Linked DNA regions of Mus musculus: region 1 is linked to region 2. A link is a loop called in an ENCODE intact Hi-C map of the cell type or tissue named here. Cell type or tissue: heart. All regions are shown on one strand.

Evidence for each region. Hi-C counts contacts between places; a loop is a spot of excess contacts. Peaks named below come from ENCODE experiments on the same cell type or tissue, not always from the same donor. Only the 100,000 strongest peaks of a DNase experiment are listed, where the experiment ranks them.
Region 1: it touches region 2 in a loop (5-fold over the local background); 17 of 42 quality-filtered maps call a loop at or near these places.

Annotation. Positions count from the first base shown.
Region 1 is chr2:28,509,813-28,517,812 of GRCm38, forward strand. It overlaps a transcript of Ralgds not described here. Among named protein-coding and RNA genes, the nearest start is that of Gbgt1, 17 kb to the left of the region's middle. In heart, CTCF peaks have their summits at 1,999 (motif pointing left), 3,042 (motif pointing right), 4,860 (motif pointing right) and 7,529 (motif pointing right); DNase peaks (open chromatin) are centred at 3,309, 4,949, 7,639, 7,959 and 2 weaker places; H3K4me3 peaks cover 2,297 bases; H3K27ac peaks cover 1,906 bases; H3K27me3 peaks cover 1,664 bases.
Region 2 is chr2:28,580,823-28,588,822 of GRCm38, forward strand. Gtf3c5 (general transcription factor IIIC, polypeptide 5) reads right to left here and starts at 2,457. Exons shown (of 12, transcript NM_148928.3): 1 at 2,003-2,457. The coding sequence starts at 2,155. In heart, a CTCF peak has its summit at 4,532; DNase peaks (open chromatin) are centred at 2,149, 2,439 and 4,631; H3K4me3 peaks cover 1,763 bases; H3K27ac peaks cover 1,659 bases; H3K27me3 peaks cover 281 bases.

The sequences.
Region 1 (8,000 bases), 71 kb before region 2:
GAAGGTCAAGGGAGTCTGCCGTTTTGCACCGAGCTTGGAGCTCTCTGGTAATATTAGACATCAACCTTAGCAGCAAGGTTTCTCCACCTAAGTCTATAGAGCAAGTTCCAGAAGAGCCAAGCTTAGTCAGAGAAGGAAATTCTCCAATATTGTGCTCGTGAATTATGCCACAAGAGGAGCCAGCATGGAATTGGTAAGGTAGAGCAAGTTCAAACCTCAGAAATCTCCAAACTTGAGACCAGCAGGAGTAGAAGCAGCCCCTTTCCTATCACAGGCAGTCAGTCACGTCCCCAACACCTGGAACTCCTCGTCTCCATGCTAAGCCTCACGTACCAATGACCTTCCTTCCCTGGGTATCCTCACAGCCTTCCCCAAAATTATATAACCCTTGGTTCACCCCGAATAAGGTGTCTGTGTTCAAACCCACCCCACCCCAATAAAGAACTATGAGCAAGCTAAGATCATCTCAGAGAGTTGCTTCATTAAAGATCACTGGAGAAGGCCTTCACCTAAAAAAGCTTTAACTCTGAGATTCTCGGAGAAGCCCTTCTCTCTCCTGGCACTTGCTCCCAACCAACTGGTATCTGACTTGTGCCAGACTCCACTTCCCCCTTCCAGCCTGGAGGAGAGGTGGACTGTGGACCCCACTTGTTCCAGACCCTGCCTTGTCCCCTGCTGGTGTACTGGCAGGGTCCCTGAGAGGAGAGGTGGAACCTGGAACCACAATCAAAACCAGAACACTGGTAAAGATGTAACAGAACAAGGGGACCATGTTCCACAGAACTCAGCATCTTCAGCCACATGGCTCTGGCTTCAGAGTCAAGAACAGAAGGGGTTAGTGGGACAACTGGTGCTCGTTAGCTGGAGTTAAGACCAGTATCTCTGAAGAAAAATCTTCTGAGAAATAGTTTATGAGACCACAAAGAAGCTGTGTTTCAGAGATAGACATCATGCTGAGAGCCAGACTTGGTAATATGTAAGAGTCACCCAGGTAGACTGGTCTTGAAGACATGCAGTGGTCATGGAGAACAGTGAAGGCTTGGCACTCTGAAATGCTAGGAGAGGCCACTGATGAAGGTGCAAGCCTCAGTGGCAGTTAAAGGCCAATGACTGAAGGGGTCATGCAAAGAAGCCGAGGCTTGGCACCATGAAGAGAGCCTATGAGAGGCTACTGGAGAAGCCTAGTCTCAGAGGAAGACCCAGTGTATTGGAGATGCCAGTACCATGGGATGCCACCAAGAGCTCTGATTCCCCCTTCCAAGCAGTGTCCTTGTGGGCAGTGAGCTCCAGGATAGCAGCTGAGCTTCTCCTGGAACCTAACACTCAGGGAGCACTCCACAGTCTGAGAGGGAGGCAGAAGAATGAACATCAGTTTAGGAGTTTGTTTTAGGACCTGTGCAAGGTTGGGCAGGTCACCCCCTTCAAATGGGATAATGGCTGTACCTTTTGGAAAGTGCGCTTCCTGGACAGCTATTTTGATTGCTCCAGCCCGGGCAGCAGACTGCACTTCTGAGGAAGCTCAACTGCTTATAGCTCCACAGGCCCAGAAAGGTAATGAAGCAGGGCTTGGGATCCATGCCAGGGTACCAACACCCACCCAGCACCTCCAGCCATCCTCTCTAAGATAAGATGCCTTGGCTCTGAGGAGGCTTCTTAGACAGCATTCAGGACCCCTCGCCTGCAGTAGCCCTCCACTTGCCTGGTATCACTCGGCACTCCAAGCTCCAGCTCCTCAGAGTCCCCATCATGCCTCCTGGGTTCCTAGACAGTACAGCTTTGGGGTCTGTTGACCTTGTTTCAAAGCCATAGTTGGACCTCATCATGACCCGTGACAGGTAGGGTCTCTGTGACTTCTGAAAGCCTGTTTCTTACATTGAAAATGGGTTAGTGGGGGCTGGAGAGATGGCTCAGTGGTTAAGAACACCGACTGTTCTTCCGAAGGTCCTGAGTTCAATGGTGGCTCACAACCATCCGTAATGAGATCTGTCGCCCTCTTCTGGTGCATCTGAAGATAGCTACAGTGTACTTAGATATAATAATAAGTAAATCTTTAAAAAAGAAAAGAAAGAAAATGGGTTAGTGGCTGGAGAGATGGCTCAGTGGTTGAGAGCACTGGCTGTTCTTCCAGAGGACCTAGGTTCAATTCCCAGCATCCACAAGGCAGCTCCAAGTGACCAGATATCCTCTTCTAGATTTCTTGAACACTGCACATAAGTGCTACAGAAGTGAATTATACACATAAGAAGTAAAATAAATTGAAAAAAAAGAAAAGAAAATTAAATGGGTTAGTGACCGCCCCTGTAAGTGTGCTTCCAAATAAAACAGGAAGATGGAGGCCTCCATAGGCTGAGACAGGAGATCAACCGGCTGGGGAAGGCCCCGCCCAACACTGGACAGAGAATGAGCACTGCTTTTAAGTCTCTCAGGCACAGTTTAGGTGGTCACAAAAGCTGGTTAGCTGTGAACGTTGGTGCCACTGCCCATTATAAATGAGGCTTTTTGTTTAAGGATTTTGAGACAGGGTCTCACTCTGGACCCCTGGTTGGCATGAAACTTATACTGTAGACCAGGATGGCCTCATAGTCAAGCTCTGCCAGCCTCTGCCTCCTCAGAGCTGGAATTTAAGGTGTGCACTTCCACACCCAGCAAGATTTATTTTTATTTATGTGTATGTGTGTAGCCAGAAGACAGCGTTGGAGCTCCAGAATGAGTGCTGGGAACTGAACTTGGCTCCTCTGGAAAAGCAGCAATCGTTCTTACCAGCTGAACCATCTCTCCAACTCCCCAAATGAGGCTTAATCCCGAGTGATTAAGGACTCCTTGGTAGAAGTAACTTTCCAGACCCCAACACTTGCTCATCCCCAGGTACAAGAACCTCCTTTTAGGTTCTCTCCTAACCGGCATACCAGCCAGAGGCAACCTGATTCTCTGTGGTGACAGGGAAGAGAAGGAATAGGAGAGATGAAGGTCCAGGGAGGGACTGGAGGAGCAACTTGACCTTCCTGCCAGTCTCAGAGTCTCCTGCCACCAAGCTGAGTCCTGCAGGTGGCGTCGGGGTACCTAAAAAACTGAATGTCCAGGATCTCCATCCTGGAGCTGCCCCATGTCCACCTATACTCAGGCACTCATGATGGTGATTCTAAACTCTGCCGGGGCGGGAGTACAGCGCAGGCGGCTGGGCAGAGGACTTGTGGGGTGGGGGCGGTGGGGGTAGGGGGCGTCCGGAGACAAACCCAGAGAGGCGTTCGGTGCGCGGCGCGTGCGCGCGGCTAGGCGGGGTCACGTGCGCGCGCCGGGCGGTGGACACCAGGCCGACGTCCCAGGTCTAATCGCCTGCGACCGGCGGGGAAAGAGGCCGAGCGTGTCCTCGAGCTCGCGCACCGGGGCCCGCCCCTCGCACCTGCGGGCGAGCTGGGCGGGGCCGGGGCGGGGCCGCGCTGTCTCCGCCCACCCGTCCCGAGCTCCCGGAGCTCCGGCGGAACCGAGCAGCGAGGCCCCAACGGCCAGGAGAGCGACGAGGCGAGGCGAGGCGAGGCGCGGCGCGGCGCGGCGCAGACAATGGAAGCGGCATTGGCGAAGGCCGCGGAGCTCCGGGCCTGGCGAGGACCGGAGGCCGCGCCATGAGCCCCGCAGCCGGACGCCCCGCTGCGCCGCGCGCGGGCCGAGGCGAGCGGCCTCTGCGAGCCCTGGGCCGCGCCCTGGGGCTGGCGATGAGCTGCCGAGGCTGAGGATGATGGTAGATTGCCAGGTGAGTCGACATGGGGCCCTGTACCAGTGGGTGTGAATGAAGCCCGCACCCACCCGGAGAGCGAGCGTCCACGCAGAGCGTGCACTTAACGCTGTTCCGCGTCCAACCTGTCCAACCGGGTACAATCGAGCAACTGAGGTCTGGAAAGAGGCATGCCAGGTGGGCGGGGACCAGCGGAGAAGGGAAGGCTTCCGGCCCGTGGGGTCAGGGCTCAACCTTCGCGTAGGGTTTGCTTGGGGAATGAATCTCCTGAGGTCCTGGGGAACACTGGCTAACCCCCTCCTTGTGGAACCTACCCAAACACGAGCGCACACCCCCTACTCACTCTCGATAGATCTACAGACTTCCTAGGTTTCCGAGGAAGGGTGGGACAGTGGAGGTGGTGTGGTGAGGTGGAAGAAGGAAGAGGCAGAAGGCAGCCCTGTCTTGGGGCTGAGGCGTCCAGTCTCCTAGCAACATTTGGGGGTGCCCATAGTACGAGAGGCGCTGATGGACCGAGAGATGTTAAGATTCCTGGGGTTTGCTTGTCTGGGGCCATCCTCAGACTGGCCTGGAGGGCAGGGCGGAGGTCCTTAGTGTGGAGGAGGCTGCTGAGGAGACATTAGTTTCCTCCTTTGCACTTTAGGATGCTTGGCCCTTGTGACTCGTCCCCGCCCCCGGGGGTTTCAGGGGCTTGTGGAATGTCTTTTGGCTTTGGTTCTCCTACAATGACCCATAAAAATTCTAGGAAAATGCCTTCCCCCTGGTGGACTTGCTAAGCAGCCTTAGGGTTTGAGTGACTTAAAGGCCAGAGTAACTAGAGGGAGGCAAACTCTAGACCATTCCTCCAGGATCCAAGGACAAGACCACCCTAGTTAGAATGTGTGATTCTTATTTGAAATGGGGTCAGGGTCATTGCCTAGACTGAAAGAGGAGGCCCCCTGAGTGAGCCAGAGTCCCAGAGCCATCAGAAGGAAAGAGGGGTGAAATGAGGCTCCTGAGGTCTTTGTGGTAACCCCTGAAACATACAGGTCTTGTTCCTTTGCCCAGCTGGGGCCTGGGAGACCTGCTACCTTGACAACCCGCAAACAAAAGGTAGTGTTTTGTTTTCAGGGTTTCTTGCCTGGGGGCTGTAGTGCTGGTACTGACCACTGGGGGGCAGCAGTATCCTTTTAGTCAATGGAGCAACTGCGGGGGAGGGGGACAGAGTTCCAAGAGTCATTCTTTCGGTGTTGTGTGTTCCACTCTTTCAGGCCTCCCCCAACTAGCATCCCTGTCCTCAGAGTGAGTTGGGTGTAAGGGCCCTGGCTTCCTCTTGTCTTTTCCCGTAGTGCCTTGCGTGCCTGAACTCTAACCAGTGGCTACCTTGCTCCTGGGTGTGGCTCTTAAAATGACGGCTGTAGGTAGGTCCTGCCCTTAGGAAACACCTAAGAGCCGGGCGTGGTGGCGAGCGCCTTTAATCCCAGCACTCGGAAGCTGAGGCAGGCGGATTTCTGAGTTCGAGGCCAGCCTGGTCTACAGAGTGAGTTCCAGGATAGCCAGGGCTACACAGAGAAACCCTGTCTCGAACCCCCTGCTCCCCCCCAAAAAAAGGAAACACCTAAGAATACAAGAGGAGAAGCAGATGTTCTGTTTATCCTCCGAGGTGTGAGAATCTGCCCCTGACTCACAGCCAACGGCCCCCAGACCTTGATAATAATCCATTTCATGTTACAAGACCCACGCTGGCTCAGCTGGGAAGAACCACTTTGGAGCTCATCCTGCTGTGGTTGGCAGGATCCACGGTGACCATGAGACCTCTCTGGCTTCTTGGCCATGTGGACCTGCCTTTCTGTAAAACGGCTCATAACATCAGAACCTGCCGCCTCCTCAGAGTCGGACAGGGAAGACGGAGGGCCAGGAGGAAACAAGAAATCCAGTAAGACACAAGATGCTTTCTAAACAGAACATTGGCCGTGACCTTGTGGTCATGGTATTTGTTAGTTGGAAGCTAGTCAGTTCCAGCCCACTTCAGGGGATGGGGTTAGGGCTGGTGGGGATCGGCCGGCGGCTTAGGGTTGATGTATGGGCTGAGCAGAAGAGTTAGCATGCAGGCCAATGGGAGGTGTGTGCCAGAGGGGCACATCTGACTTTGCTTACCTGTCGACCCTCCAGTGTGTAGGCTGGGAGAGGAGACCAAGAGAGGACATGACTGTCCCTGTACCACTGCCCAGAGCCAGGCTTGCTGTAGTTTATATCCCTGCCACTCTCCATCCCCACCCACAATTCTTCCAACTCTTAAGGTTGTGTTTTAGTCACAGCTGACAGCAGTCCCCAAGTGTTACGGTGTCATCTTACACACACATACACACACACACACACACACACACACACACACGGTCAAGTAGGTGCTGGAATGAGTCTCCACTGTGCTTATGGGAGACCAGGTAGGCCTTGAGAGGAAAACAAAGGACAGAGATGGGTGACTCACATGGCCTTTAGCCTCCTGAGATCGAAGGGCCAGGGATATGGAAACACAGAGGTTGGTTGTCCTGGCACCAGGGTGGCCATGAGCAGCAGGAAGCATCTTCTTCCTCACCTGCTATTGCCTTCATTGCTGTCACCCCACCCCACCCCACCCCCCATCTGCACACCTGCTGCTGTCTCTTGACTTTTTCCTCTTCCATTTTCAGGTATGTGTGTTATACATATATGTGTATATATGTTGTGCATGAGTTTTGGTTCATTTGTTTTGAGACTGGGTCTCTACATAGCACTAGCTATCCTGGAACTCACTGTGTAGACCCCAGAACTCACAGACATCCTCTTCCGAGTGCTGGGAACTCCAACACACTGGGCGTAGATGCATGTGTTGGCACATGCATATGGTAGGTGCTGTGATCATTGAGGGAGGCAGGGTCTCAACTAATAGGGCTGGGCTTGCTGGCCAGCTTGCTCTGGAGATTCCGTCTCTATCCTTTGAGGCTAGATTTATATCTGTCTGGATAGCCACAGCCATCAGGCATTTGCCTGAGTCGTGGAGGTCCTGGCCCTGTAACCTCTGAGCCATTTCCCCAGCTTCTGACTTTTACGGTTGTCTGAACTTGGTGAAGTAGCAGAGCTGGAGAGCCATTCATCCATGTGCTTGTGCATCTCATAGGTCAGCCACACGAGAGAAAGCAGGAAGAGCAGTGCAGAAAGCTGACAGGGAGCGAGACAAGAGTCAGCGAGGTAGGCATGACGGTGACAAAAAGGTGACAGGCCTGGTACGTTGTGTTAGTGTCCTGTGGCTGCTCTAGCAGAATGCCATATACTGGATGACCCTGTGCAACAGAAATCTCTCGTGGTTCTAGAGGACAGAAGCCTAAAAGCAAGGCATCAACACCACTGAACCACAGCTTCTGGCATGGCTGTAGTCCTTAGCTTTAAATCCCCCTAAACGTGTCTGTAGTCCTCTGCCTCCACACAGCTGCCTCTGTGTGTCTGTGTCTCTGTGTGTCTGTGTCTGGTTGTCTCCATTACTGTAAGGACATCGTGTGTGTGTGTGTGTGTGTGTGTGTGTGTGTGTGTGTGTGTGTGTGTGTGAGAGAGAGAGAGAGAGAGAGAGAGAGAGAGAGTGTGTGAGAGTGAGAGAGTGAGCCCTGACCTGACCCCATCCCAGTCTAGCCTTGTGTTGCCTGGATCTGCAGGACCCAAGGGCTTTTGGAAGGACACAGCTGAGCCTGTGAGGAGGGTTATAGGGAAGGCCAGGTTCCTTAGGATCTGGCAGAATTTCACCTGTGTAGGAAGGCTTGAAGGCCACCAATGGTAGCACCAGCAGGTGGCGCTGTAACCTCTGGTGTGGAAGTTCAGTACTGCACTGCCCTGTCCCGAGTTTCCACAAAAGCTCATCTGGTTGCCAGGAGACAAAGCAAACTGTAAACAGGTCAGGAGTCATCCTTGGTGACACACACTGAAGGAAATCAGAATGAGAGCAGGCGAGCAGCAGGGTGTTGCTGGTAACCACTGAGGAGACCTCAGCTTCTCCCCCACCCCCTCTCCCCAACACACACACCTTGGGGCCTGGACTTTGCCTCCCTCTGGCTCGTCACCAGTAAGTTGCCTTGGCCTACTGCAGTTTCCAGACAGCTCCCCTACCTATTACCACAGGCCACAAGAAGTAGTTTTAGGGAAAGGTGAGCTGCTTATACAACACATGGCTGGCAGGGACCTTAGCCTTAGCCTGTCCCAGAGGAGGCATGTCTACCCAGCATGGCCTGCTGCCAACACTGGTTGGCTGGGCATGGGGACAACC
Region 2 (8,000 bases):
TGAATAGTGTCCACCTCATATATGATACTGTTACGAGTATTAAATTAAAACAGTGGTGCCTAACTCCTGGTAAGTACTAACACCTACATGTGAACAGATGCTTGCCCCACATTTGGTAAGAGGCATGCAGTGAGTGTCAGCTGTGTGTGTGTGAACAGAGAGTGTGTACTGGCGCAATCCACTGGCCACCCATAAGTTTAACTCCTGACTCCCAGTACTCAGGATAGGGGCCTTCAGGAAGCGCTCAGTAGCAAGTTAGGGAAAACATGAAAGTTAAAAGAAGCCTGAGGGCTGGAGAGATGACTCACAAGTTAGGAGCTGTTTCCAGACTGGAGTTCAGTTCCCAGCACCCAAACATTGGATATAGTGCACAACCACCTGTAATCACAGCACTAAGTGGTCCAACGCCCTCTTCTGGCTTTCACAATCACCTGGATACACAACTAAAAATAAGGTTAGAATCTTGAAAACGGCAGCCTCATTCCTCAGGCACCCTTCTCATAAAACGCACAGTTCTGACCTACCAGAGCAGGGATGAGCCCAGCCATGGCCTGACACATTAGGACGACTTCAGAAACCCAAGAAAAATGTAAGAATGGAAGACTGTCTATATCAGGCAACCCTGGGGTAAGGGAGAACAAGGATTCTCTCAATATCATAACATCCATCAGTTCTTATCCACACCCATAAAAAAGTGGAGCAGCAGCTCAGACTGTATTTGTGCTGGAATTCATTTTCCTGTCATACCAGTAGCAATGTCTGGCTTAGCCTTTCTTACCTGCCCCCTTATCTGGAAAAAGGAAAGAAAAATAGTATCTAGTTCACTAGGATATTATTAGGACGTTTTGTTGTTTGTTCTTTTGAGACAGAGTTTCTTTGTTAGCTCATGCTGTCCTGGAACTTGATCTGTAGACCAGGCTGGCCTTAAACTCAAAGATCCACCTGCCTCTGCCTCTGTAATGCTGGGATTAAAGGTGTGGGTCACTACTGCCCAGCTTCATTAGGACTTAACCAAATACTTGATAAATTTTTATAAAATGGGGAATCTGTACAGATATTAGTACAGAGGTAAACAAGAGAGATCCTAGCTCGGTTTACAGCCCCAGGGCCAAGTAATAAATGTAATACATGAACAGGTAATACATGTATCAAACTGAAATCTGAGTGGAATTATCAACGGAAGGAGCCAGAATCTGCTTATGCTAAGATGTTCAGGGAAATCATTTCTAAAGAAACAATTCCAAGATTCCACAGAGCATCACTTTAGGTCCACTACTTGTTGTGTGGTTATGTGGCCTGTTTACTTGTAAAATGCAGATGTTGTCAGTTCCGGCCCTGGGGATTGAAAGGACTGTGGCATGTTAAAAAATAAATAAATAAAAATTAAAAAATGCCGGCCCGTGGTGGCGCACGCCTTTAATCCCAGCACTCGGGAGGCAGAGGCAGGCGGATTTCTAGTTCGAGGCCAGCCTGGTCTACAGAGTTCCAGTACAGCCAGGGCTGTAAGAGAAACCCTGTCTCAGGAAAAAAAAAAAAAAAAAGCCGGGCAGTGGTGGCACACGCCTTTAATCCCAGCACTTGGGAAGCAGAGGCAGGCGGATTTCTGAGTTCGAGGTCAGCCTGGGCTACACAGAGAAACCCTGTCTCGAAAAAACCAAGGGGGGGCGGGAGAGCACTTTGTACGTGCTAACCACATAATACAACGCCGGCGAATTGTGTCACTTTTAGTTTCAACTACAGGTGGTGGAAAAGTTCTCTTTCCTCCCGTGCCTCGGTTTTCTGCCGAGAGCAATAAGGTCAGAGCAGCTCACTGTCCTGGGATAGATGCCAAGCATGCTACTCACATTTGGGGACAGAAAGAAAATACCGCCTAGTTCACAACAGGTCCTAGAGCTTGCCTAAACTCTCCGTTGCCACGGAAACCGCTCTCCCGCCCGGTGGTCCCGCCCATTCAGTAGACACGATTCCTTTCCCGCGGTCCCGGAGTTTCCCAGCTCCTTACTCGAGAGACGCTTTCCTCGCCGCCCAGGGTCTGTAGCATCTTGGCCTCGTTACGTACTACGCCCGGGTACTCCACGCACACCAAGCGCCGTTCCCGCCGCAGGTCCACAGGGATGGCGGCCTTCGGGTCCGCATCCGGCTCCGCCGCCGCCATGCCTACTAGTCTGGTTCCAGCCCGCCGCGGTCCGTTCTCAAATGGCTCCGCGAGGCCTCACCTCAAAGGTTCCGCGAAGGAATTGTTCCGGTCCTCCTTACCTTTCTCGTCTCCTTAAATCATGGAGACTCGAAGGCCTCCAGGAAGAAGTGCGTCGCCGCAACTGTTTATTTTGCTACACCACACAGAACTGGGGGCTTTTTAATTTAAAATGAAGAGGGTTGGACAAAGGGGCGAGACGAGGGCGTATCCCACCAGCCGACCCAACCAAGACAAGCCAGGATTCGACCGGGTTTTTCCGGATATCCCGTCCAATGAGAGCTTGAAGACGTGCCCCAGGCGTCCTCTGGCCCGCCTCTCATCCCTGAGCTGGTTTTCGGCTGTCAAAGAAAAAGCAGTCCACTGAGTCCTCTTAGCCTTGCTCCTGTGTGCATGTATTTAGGGCTGAGTGCAACTGTAAATTAACAAATTGATAACTTCTTATCATCACACCTCTGTGAGTTTAATACACAAGCTTCAAAGCCTTTGTTGTCATCTTGCAGAGATGACAGTAAAATATTAGATGCACATCGCATCCCATATTAGGATGTACGCACAGCATGCTTAGCAAAATTTGCAACATAGGCTACTCACCTGTTGGTTCTGTGAGGGTCTGATTAGATAGGTAAGTCTGCTGAACTCGGTGCTTCTACCTCTGAATGAGAAGAAGTTCGGTTCCTGAACCTACAAAGCTGCTTCTAAGCTACATGGAGCCTCGGTAAACCCCTCATCCAATGTAGCAACACTCTCAATATTCAGCTGTCATCTCTTCTCCTTATGATATAAACATGATCTTAGAAAGCGATCTCACGTTGTTCCTGTTCTCAGCGGGACCCTCACCCCTCTTTCCCCCCACCACCTAGCTGTCAGCTTCTCTTCATCACTTAGGTTTATGTATAGGCTTTATCTCCCCTGGGGATCCACCATGATAACCTAAACCTAGTCTGCTGATTTCCTTGGTGCACTCGGCACTCAGACGCACACATCGGGGAGCACAGCCTTATTTGCTTAATGCTGGCCTTGCTTTACTGTGTTGGCAGCTTCCTAAAGGTAAGTATTGCTTTGCTGCGGACCTCTCAGACCTGAACACGGGGGTAGACACAGAGTATACATTCACTAAAGATGTTGTGAGCCAGTGAATGAATGAGGCGACACTTTCATGACTCATTCAATCCAGGCCTAGATCGACACGTGGCCACAGAACACTGAATCAATCTCATTCTAGAGAGGCATGTCCGTATGTGAACAGGAACCACGGAGAAGGGCAGGAGGGGAGACAAAGACAAGGACCAACCTGAGGTCCTCAGGCCAAGCTTCTGAGAGAAAGAGACTTGGTCCTGCCTGGGATCCAAGCCAGATCTGGCGCACAGACCCTCACAAACAAAAACTTACCTATCTAATCAGACCCTTCAGACTGGAAGCTGAGAAGAGCCAAAAGGATCAGGCAGCTAATGAAAGCAGTGTCCACACATTTAGCATTTAGGAAATGCAGTCTCCTGCATGCCTGGGTCTGTGGGGAGTGGATGATGAATCAGAAAGCCTGTCCTTCTAGAACTCACATTGAGTAGCAAGAACAACTAGCAAAGGAATTGGAGGCTGAGACGCTGTTCAGTGATGGAAGAGGTGCTTACTGTTCAAGGTGTTGAGTCCCATCTCTAGGCTCCCTCCCACCTACCATTACACCTAGAAAAGATAACGTTGAGGAAAAATCAAGCCCATGGCATTTACCCATCTTTCTGCATCCAGCCTCTTCAGATTCAGTTTTCCAACAGGCCCTGGCACACAAGGTGAATTTTACAAGGCTCAGAACTGGGGCGCACTAGTTTGGTGACCAACACCCCTTCAGCCACTGCTCTAGGACCAAGGACGTTCTGGGCCTTAGCTGTCTAAATGTGCTCGCAAATCTCAGGTCCTGCTCCTGATACATAGACTTGGAGAAGGGCAGATGTCCTAGCCCCTGAGATGACCCAAGGCAATGGAAAGGGGATGCTGGCTGTGTAGCAGAGCCTAAATCCACAGGAAAGCATCGTCAGGCAAGCAGCATAACACTCCTATCCAGGGCTTTGCAGAACGCTGAATATTGTTGGCAGTGTGCCTTTGGAGGAACCAGGAGTGGGGAAAGTACTAGCCTTTTATCAACTAGTGAAAAGGAAATCTTTGGAAAATATTTTTCTGAGCTTCAACAGAGATGCGGTATAACTCATTGTATTCTCAAGGTCAGTCCACAGTGCACATAGTAGGTGCTTTCTTTAATATTCCCTTGCTAGGCGTTGAGTCTCCTTGGACTGGATGAGAAGTGTAATGTTTCCTTTTGGCCATCAGATGGCGACAGAACATTCACATGGGCAAGCCCTCCATCTGCTGGCGGTAAGTGGTCATGACATCCTGGAAGATGGAGAAGTTGCTGCACTAAGAAACCCCAGTTCAAGCCTGAGGTCTCCTGAGTTCAGGAGCCCCCTGAAAGGCTTATGCTAGTCCCAGGGCCAGTATTCTTGCTGTCCATCTGCTCCATCTGTGCCCACTTATACACATGTTCAGGGTCTCATCATTGGATGACAATGACCGACAATGGAGTCTTTCACAGGCTTCTCTTCCAAAAAGAACAAACCATGTCACTGGGCATTGTCCTTCCCGGTCAGCTTGTCATTCCAAAGCAAAATGGAACCATGAACAAGACCAGGTTTCAGAGCTTGTTCGTAGATATAGTTTATGTTGCCTAGTTAAATATTTCCAAAATGCTGCCTAGCCAAGACATATGGAAAGCTAGTGAAATGTAAACAGCACAGCCCCTCAGTACACATAGGCTTCCTGAAGGCCTTGGGAGGCTCTGTATCACTATGCTCACGTGGGAGCATGTTTTAAACTGCATTTGGTTAGTACATCTGTCCCTTTCCAGCCATGCTGTCCTCGGTCACCCTTTGCTGGGAGTCTGAGGAGTATGGGGGGCTTGGCTGAGGGGGAGTGAGCTGGGAATGCAGTAAGACAGAATAGGATGTGTGGGTGTGGCTTGCAGTCACTTCTGTGTGCAGAGAAATGACTGATGCTCATTTTCTGTAGGGATGGCTTCCAGGAACACTTGCCCCATCCAAGTCCATGACAAATTACTGATGTTGTGACCTGAAAGTGCAGGACCAAAGGTATGGAAGTCCTCTTGACTTCCAGAGCCATAATCCATCCTGTGGGAAATCCCATCAGCTGGCTCACTGGGCAAAGTCCTCGGGAAGTACAAACATGAGGTCCTGAGTTCAGACCCCCTGCATCCATGTTAAAAACAAAACAAAACTCACCTGTTACCTTTGCACTGGGCGTGGGCAGAGACAAGTCATTTCAGCAGCTTTGTTGACCAGCCATGAATACAAAACACAGTCTCAGAAAGACCCTGTCTCAGAAAATAAGGTAGGCCTTATTTGATGGCTAAGATGGCTCCATGGGCAAGGGCTTTCTTTCCACGCAAGTCTTGCCAATCAAAGTTCCACTGGAGACCCACTCAGTGGAAGAAGAGAACCAACTGTTAGACCTCTGCTCTCACACTCCTTGCTTACCAAACAAACAAACAAACATTGGGGCTGGAGAGGTGGTTCTTCAGCTAAGAGTACTTGCTGCTCTTGAAGAGGACCCAGGTTCAGTTCCCATCATCCATCTAGTGGCTCACAACCATGTGCAGCACCAGGTTTAGGAATCCAGTGCCCTCTTCTGACTTCCAAGGGCTCCAGGCACATACAAGGCACACAGACACACAAGCAGGTGAAACACCCATACACATAAAATAGCAAATCTAATAAATAAAAATTCAATGTAAAAGTAAGCCAGGTGTGGTGGTGCACATCTGTAATCCCAACACTGGGAGATGAAGATGAAGGTCAGAGGATCAACGTCATCCTTTGCTTTATAATCTGAGGTCAGCCAGCAAGAAGAGTCGATCTCCTCCCTGCCTTCAAAAAAACAAAACTAAACTAAACTAAAACTAAAACAAAACCAAAAAAAAGCAAGTGCAGCCAAGCACAGCCAAGCACAGACCAAGGTAACAAGCTCTCTGCCCTTCCATTGCTGTGGTCTGAATCTGGAAAACCCCCAAGGCTATATGTTCATTTATGTTTTGTTTTGTTTTGTTTTTGAGACAGGGTCTCTCTGTGTAGCCCTGGATGTCTTGAAACTCACTATGTAGACCTGGCCTCCAGTTCACAGAGATCTGTCTGCCTCTTTGTCTGGGACTAAAGATGTGCTCAACTCCAAGGCCCCCTGTTAAATGATAAGACCCCAGCTTGTTGTTACTGGGAAGTGATTTGAGTCCAGTGGAAGGTGTTCTAGGAGATACACCCTGGGAGGTGATTAGTGGGGTTCCAGCCTCCTCCTCCTCTCATCCACTTCCTCGCCATTCAGGGAACAGATTGTGCCCCACTAGACACCCCCACCATGGGTCTAAAGCATCAAATCTGCATTGGACCAGAACCCCAGAAACCCTTAGCTTTTCTCCCTCAACAGCAATCCCGGTTTGGCGGTCGGTCCTGGGGACCAGGCTAGGCAAGCACTTTACAGCTGAGCCACGCCCCTAGCATGCTCACTGTTGGCTTTTGGTGAGGGTTTCGGCTTCTGTGGGACAAAACTCTGTAGTACTTAATTAGTATAATGTCTGACTAAAATGTAACTTGTTTTTTCTTTTGTGGCTATAGTTCATTTCAAGGTGTCCTAAGAAATCTTTTATCTCTAAATTCATGAAGATCTTTTATAGATTCTTTTAGAGACTTTATTCCATTAGTCTACTTAAGTGTGATCAAAGGAACAAATGCTTTTCAGATCCATTCTCTTCTCCTCCTTTCTCGTCCCTCATTTGCAAACATTTCTAACATTCTCTGTGGTTTTGTTTTGCTTTTGCTTTTTTGGTTTTTCAACACAAGGTTTCTCTGTGTAGCTCTGGCTGTCTTGGAACTCACTCTGTAGACCAGGCTGGCCTCAAACTCAGAAATCCACCTGCCTCTGCCTCCCAAGTGCTGGGATTAAAGGCGTGCGCCACCACCTAGCTGATTTTTTAAAAAAATATAGAAGTTCCTTTATAAGTCTATCATCCACCAGCCAAAATATGGCTATTTTTTAAATGATATTTATAAACTTTTGGCCTAATTCCATTGAGATCACACAACATACCCCTTTGACTATGTTCCTTGCAGTTTGTCTGGATTTGTTTTGTGTTCAGCATAGATTCTGTCTGAAGATGTGTTCTGGGAAATGTTTGAAAAGAATGCATGTTCTCAGACACACCGGTGAAATTGCTCACTGGTAAAGGCACTCATTGCTAAATTTGAAGACCTGAGTTCCATCCCTAAACTCATGTAGTGGAAGGTTAGAACCAACTGTTGAAAATTGTCCTCTGACCTCTTCATGTGTTCCTTGGTACAACTGTGTGAGTGCACATACACGAGCGCGCGCGCGCGCACACACACACACACACACACACACACACACACACACACACACACACATGCAATAAATAGATAATGTAATGAAAAAGGACAATTATTTAAGATTCAGACCCACAGCAAGGGGCTGAGGTGCTTATTTTACCTACTGGGGTGGACCTGGCCTCCAGGTTCTCCCAGCATCCCTCAGTCCTTACCTGTCACACCCTGCCCTCTACCCTGAACATTCCAGTCCAGGAGCTGGATCTCTGCCCCCACCAGAGGCTTTTTCCTATATAATCCAGGCATTTTAGTCCCTCCTCTCCACTTCCCTCTCTCCACCTATACTTCCTCTTCCTGTCTCTCTGCATGCACATGCTCTCTCTTTCTCTCTCTCCCTCTCTCTCTTCCTC